Regions from separate parts of the Homo sapiens genome. Here region 2 is linked to region 1. The links are chromatin contacts, found by Hi-C or POLR2A ChIA-PET in ENCODE. All regions are on one chromosome and are shown on one strand. Each heading gives the region's core, a stretch centred on a gene start or an enhancer-like site at or near the end of the contact. The rest is flanking DNA. Distances are from core to core; before and after follow the strand shown. Region 1 has its middle 49 kb from the start of PTP4A2. Region 2 has its middle 24 kb from the start of ADGRB2.

Evidence for each region. Hi-C counts contacts between places; a loop is a spot of excess contacts on that map. ChIA-PET counts read pairs that join two places held with the same protein, here RNA polymerase II (POLR2A). Pooled maps may share reads with other maps.
Region 2: a loop to region 1 is called in a pooled map, with 4 times the contacts of the local background. The contact joins two enhancer-like sites. A Hi-C loop is called at or near these places in 5 of 50 pooled maps. POLR2A ChIA-PET finds 5 or more read pairs at or near these places in 6 of 52 experiments (BJ, Caco-2, Panc1 and 3 more).

What each region holds. Positions count from the first base shown.
Region 1 is chr1:31,887,995-31,890,694 of GRCh38, forward strand. No RefSeq gene overlaps it. Among named protein-coding and RNA genes, the nearest start is that of PTP4A2, 49 kb to the right of the region's middle. RefSeq lists enhancers at 1,201-1,250, 1,541-1,690. Within about 2 kb of position 1,362, at least 21 of the 41 ENCODE cell types and tissues checked have a DNase peak (open chromatin) inside an H3K27ac peak, as active enhancers do.
Region 2 is chr1:31,786,816-31,789,553 of GRCh38, forward strand. No RefSeq gene overlaps it. Among named protein-coding and RNA genes, the nearest start is that of ADGRB2, 24 kb to the left of the region's middle. RefSeq lists an enhancer at 1,347-2,122 and silencers at 1,908-1,957, 2,288-2,577. Within about 2 kb of position 1,421, at least 40 of the 41 ENCODE cell types and tissues checked have a DNase peak (open chromatin) inside an H3K27ac peak, as active enhancers do.

The DNA of each region.
Region 1 (2,700 bases), core at 112-2,611:
CATTTCCACTTTTGGATTATTGTGAATAATGTTGCTATGAACATTTGTGTACAGTTTTTATTTGAACACTTGTTTTCTTTTTGTTTTTCTTTTTTTTTTTTTTTTTTTTGAGACGGAGTTTTGCTCTTGTTGGCCAGGCTGGAGTGCAATGGTGTGATCTCGGTTCACCGCAACCTCCGCCTCCCGGGTTCAAGCGATTCTCTTGCCTCAGCCTCCTGAGTAGCTGGGATTATAGGCATGTGCCACCACACCCAGCTAATTTTGTATTGTTAGTAGAGATGGAGTTTCTCCATGTTGGTCAGGCTGGTCTCGAACTCCTGACCTCGGTGATCCTCCCGCATCAGCCTCCCAAAATGCTGGGATTACAGGCGTGAGCCATCAATTGAACACTTGTTTTCAATTCTTCTGAGTACATACCTAGAAGTGGAACTGCTGGGTCAGACAGTATTCTATGAATTCTATGTTTAGCTTATTGAGGTCCTGCCAAATTGTTTTCACGGCAGCTGCACCATTTTACATTCCCACCAGCAATGTTCCAATTTCTCCTTCTCCACATCCTCGCCAACACTTGTTACTTTTCTTATTATAACCATCCTAGTGGGTATGAAGTGGTATCTCATTGTAGTTTTATTCGCATTAATCTAGTGATTAATGACATTGAGCATCTTTTCATGTGCTTTTGGCCATTTATATATATTATTTGGAGAAATGTCTACTCAAGTCTTTGCCCATTTTTAAATTGGGTTGTTTGTCTTTTTGTTGTTGAGTTGTGCCTAAGGAAGTAATTTTAAATTTTAAAAAATATAGCCGGCGTGGTGGCTCACGCCTGTATTCCTAGCACTTTGAGAGGCCGAGATGGGTGGATTACCTGAGGTCAGGAGTTCAAGACCAGCCTGGCCAACATGGTGAAATCCCGTCTCTACTAAAAATACAAAAATTTGCCAGGTGTGGTGGCAGGCGCCTGTAATCCCAGCTACTACACAGGAGGCTGAGGCAGGAGAATCGCTTGAACCTGGGAGGCAGAGGTCGCAGTGAGCTGAGATTGCGCCATTACACTCCAGCCTGGGCAACAAAGCAAAACTCCATCTCAAAAAAAAAAAAAAAAGAAGAAGAAGAAGAATATGATCAGGGAACTACAAACAGTTTTCTGGGCTGTGGTATAAGGTTCAGTGCAGACAAGCAGGAAGGAGCTAGAACTAGAAGGATTTTTCATGCTAAACCTTTACCTGAAGGCCCAGGGAGCTTCAGAAGGAGGTGCCATGATCAACCTATGTGTTGGAAAGATCACTCTGACACCCCATGGAGGATGCACTATGGTGGGGCCAGACTAGGGTCTACTCAGGAGGCTGTTGTGAGACAAAAGGAACTAAGACAGTCGCGGTGGGCGGGGACAGGAAGTAAGACATTAACAACTGCCGCACATTAGACTGTGAGCCACACAAGGTCAGAAAGCAGATATGATTCCTGTATCAGAGTTCCTGCCTGTTACGCATTGAACGCTGTCTTAGTCCATTTGGGCTGCTATAACAGGGTGGCTTATAAACAACAGAATTTGTTACTCATAGTTCTGGAGGCTTGGATGTCTAAGATCAAGGCCCTGACAGCCTCAGTGTCTGGTGAGGGCCCACTTCCTGGTTCACAGATAGTGCCTTCTTACTATGTCCTCACATAGTAGAAGGGCCAGGCTAGCTCTCTGGGGTCTCTTTATAAGGGCACTAATCCCAATCATGAGTGTTCTGCCTTCCCAAAGACCCCACCTCCTAATACCATCACCTTAGGAGTTAGGATTTCAACATATGAATTTGAGGGGAACACAAACATTCTGACTATAGCAGAGTATGTCCCTCCAAAAGAGCTATGTTGAAGTCCTAACCCCCAGTACCTCAGAATGTGACCTTATTTGGAAATAGAGTCATTGTAGATGTAATTAGTTAAGAAGAGATCACACTAGAGTAGGGTGGACACTTAATTCACTATAACTGTTGTCCTTATAAGAAGACAGTCATCAAGAGTTTGAGATCAGCCTGGCCAACATGGTGAAACCCCGTCTCTACTAAAAATACAAAAATTAGATGGGTGTGGTGGCACACACCTGTAATCCCAGCTATGTGGGAGGCTGAGGCAAGAGAATCACTTGAACCCAGGAGACAGAAGTTGCAGTGAGCCAAGATCGCACCACTGCACTCCAGCCTGGATGACAGAGTGAGACTCTGTCAAAAAAAAAAAAAACCTTGAAACACAGAGTGGGCAAGCAAATTTCCCAAGGTTTCCAAAGCTAGTTAAATGGCAGAGCCAGGATCTGATGCCTGGCAGGCTGACTTCAGGCTCCAGTGCTCTTACCCAATATACTATGCAGCTGTTCTATTAAATATTTGCCGGAAAGTTCAACAGATGGATAAATGAATGACTGGATCAATCTGGATTTGGTACCAGAGTAAAAAGTGAAGATGGGTGGGGTGTGGTGGCTCATGCCTGCAATCCCAGCACTTTGGGAGGCTAAGGTGGGAGGATTACTTGAGGCCAGGAGTTCAAGACCATCCTGGGCAACATGGCAAGGCCCCATCTCTATAAAAAATAAAACAATTAGCTGGGCGTGATGCCCTGAATCTGTAGTCCCAGCTACTCGGGAGGCTGAGGTGGGCGGATCATTTGAGTCTGGAGAGATCGAGGCTGCATTGAACCAGGATCAGGACACTGCAT
Region 2 (2,738 bases), core at 171-2,670, 100 kb before region 1:
CGGGCCAGCCGGACACTGCCAGGCTCACAGCCTGTCCCTGGAACCCTCACCTGTGGAGCACAGTTGGCTGGCCCACCGCCATCCACCAGCAGACAGCAGTCTTGCATACAGCAGTCAGAGTGACAACTGCAGAGTATGGTCTCCATGCAGTCCTACCTCCTCCAGGAAGCCACTCAACCCCTTGGAACCCAGTTCTTACATCCCTGTCCATCACCAACAATCTTCCTCCACACAGGATAGGAGCCAACCCCAGTTTTTAAATGAACAAGAGCCTCCAGGAATTCTGCTGCTCCTATCCAGCACACTTAAGGGGTCCCTCTCGGCTTCTGCTTGCACAGTGCAAAGAACAGGGAACTCCCTCCATGGCACTGTTACATAGCTGCAGCAACGAGAAGGTTCTCCATACTGAGCTGACTTATTACCCCCCACACAAGTTGAAACAGAGGAGTCCTTACTGCCTACAACAGGGAAACTGAGGCTCAGAAAGGGCAAGGGGGTGGCCCCAGGGTTCCCCAGTCCTCTCTGGTAAAGGAACAGACATGTGGCTCTCCAAGCAGTTTCTGCTCTCAGTCTCCCTTCCATCCCAGTCCTGCTCCATCCCAAACACCTCAGTCCTGGAAGGTACTTCCTTAGCCACCACCTGCTCTGCCCTGGTCTTCGGGCCTCCCAAGCTCAGCTGTCACTGCTACAGCCGTCTCAGGCTCCAGGCCTTTGGGACAAGAAAGCAAGTTTTCTGGAAACCAGTGGGCTCCCTGAGAGAGACAAGGGTATAAGGGGGAGGCGGTAGGAGGGTCCACACTCACCAACCTGACCTCCAGCTTCCAAGAAGGACAAATAGAGAAAACAATAGTCCTCATCCTGTGCATCAAATCCAGTCTGCCCTGACATCTGGAAGTTCTTCTGGTGTCTAGTTGTCATGTCTTAAGCGGCAACTGAAGTTGATTTGCTTTGGTTGGGTTCTGAGAAGAGTTGGGCTCCAGGGAGGGAGGAAGGGAGCACCACTGAGTGCCTACTGTAGGCCAGAAAGCAGCAATTAGTGTGTGTAAAAGTGGCAACCAGTTAAACCCTCCCATCACCTGGTAAGTTAGAGATTAGTATCCCTGTTTACAGAGAAGAAAACTGAGCCACAGAGAGGGTAACTAAACTTGTCAAGGCCACACAGCCAGAAAAGGAATTGGAGTGCCAACAAGGCCTGGCATTGCTTGGGAAGCTGGGTGTCTTCAGTCAGGGATATCTGGATGGATTCATGCTAAGGGTTCAATAAGGGGACGTGGGGAAAGGGAACTGATGGTCACTGTCACAGCTCACTCATCCACCCCACATCTGAGAACATGGACAGGCTAAACACTCACGCATGCGCAGCCCACATGCCTATCAGACGGGATGAGGAAGAAGCAAAGAGAACCGTCCAGGGATAGTTGCCCAAACAAGTTCCGGCCCCGCCTCTATGTTAATGACATGCAGATATATGTAAATTTGTACAAGCAACCGCTCAAACCTTTGGGAGCAATGGGGTGACACAGGAGCAGTTGCTATGGAAATCCAAAAGCGATACCCGCTCTGCACCCCCACCCCCCTCACAGGCAGGCGCACAGACACGTGCACAAAGACGCAGGGTTCTTCACTCCGGAGCCAAGAGGATCACGGAGTGGCAGAGTGTGAACCGGAAGGACCCTCAGAAACTGCGTCCAGCCGGGGGAAGCTCAGGCCCGAAGAAAGTCACCGGGAGAGCAGTGTCGCGATCCCTGGTAGCCTGGGGCGCCTTCCACTAAAACCCAGGGCGCGAGGTGTCCCTTCCGGGTCCCGGGCGATTCCGGCTCCGGCCTAGCAACAACAAGCCCCGCCCAGCGTTGCATAGCAACGTCCCTGGAGCCTAGCAACCGTCAGTCACGCCCCCTAGCAACGTCATGCCTAATCCTCGCTCCAGGCTTCTGCCGAGAGAGAGAGGGGCAAGGGGCTCGTGGACTGGGGCCAAAAGGTGGCGGGGGTGGGGGAGGGTGTCATGTTTAGCAGGCTGCAGGATTTCGGGGCCCACCTACAGCCCTTCCACGGGCGAGCTGTTACAGAGCCGCGTTATCACCCCCATTTACAGAAGGGAAAACTGAAGCTCCCAAAGGAAATCCCTGCCCAGGGTACAGAGCTCGCTCTTGCCTGCGTGTTCCAGGAGAGCGGCTCTGGCGGCTCTCCGGAGGAAGCCCTGGACCTGGAGGGGAGGGAGTGCACACCCGTTTCCCTCCATACCAACTGCATTAGGAAAACCACCCAAACTGTGGGCTCAGAACCAAGCTGTAGGTTTGCATAGTAATTTGCGTCATTTGCATAGAGCGCGGAGGCTGCGGCGCTCCCAGGCCATTTCGAGCCGGAAAAGTTCCCGAAGGAGCCCCGCTCCCTCTCCCGGTTCAACTGTCCAGCCCCCTCTCCCTACCCCTCACCCGCACCCCACCCGCATCCTACCCCGCCCCCGCTTCCAACTCCTTGCGCTAAGTTCCCGCACCTCGCCCCACCCCCCGCTTTGACTCCGGTCCTGCCAGCCCCGACCTCCATCCCAAGGCCGAGGGCCCCCTCTGCTGTCGTCCGCGGGTAGGGCAGCCGCAGAGCTCATGGGGCAGAGAAGAAGGGCTCCCCCAACCGACCATCGCCCCACCCCTTCCAGTCCAGCAGGGGCCAGGGTGAGGCCTGTACATGGGTGGACTTTGCGAAGGGGTGAGCAAAGAGCGGGTAGGGCCCTTCTGGCCCCG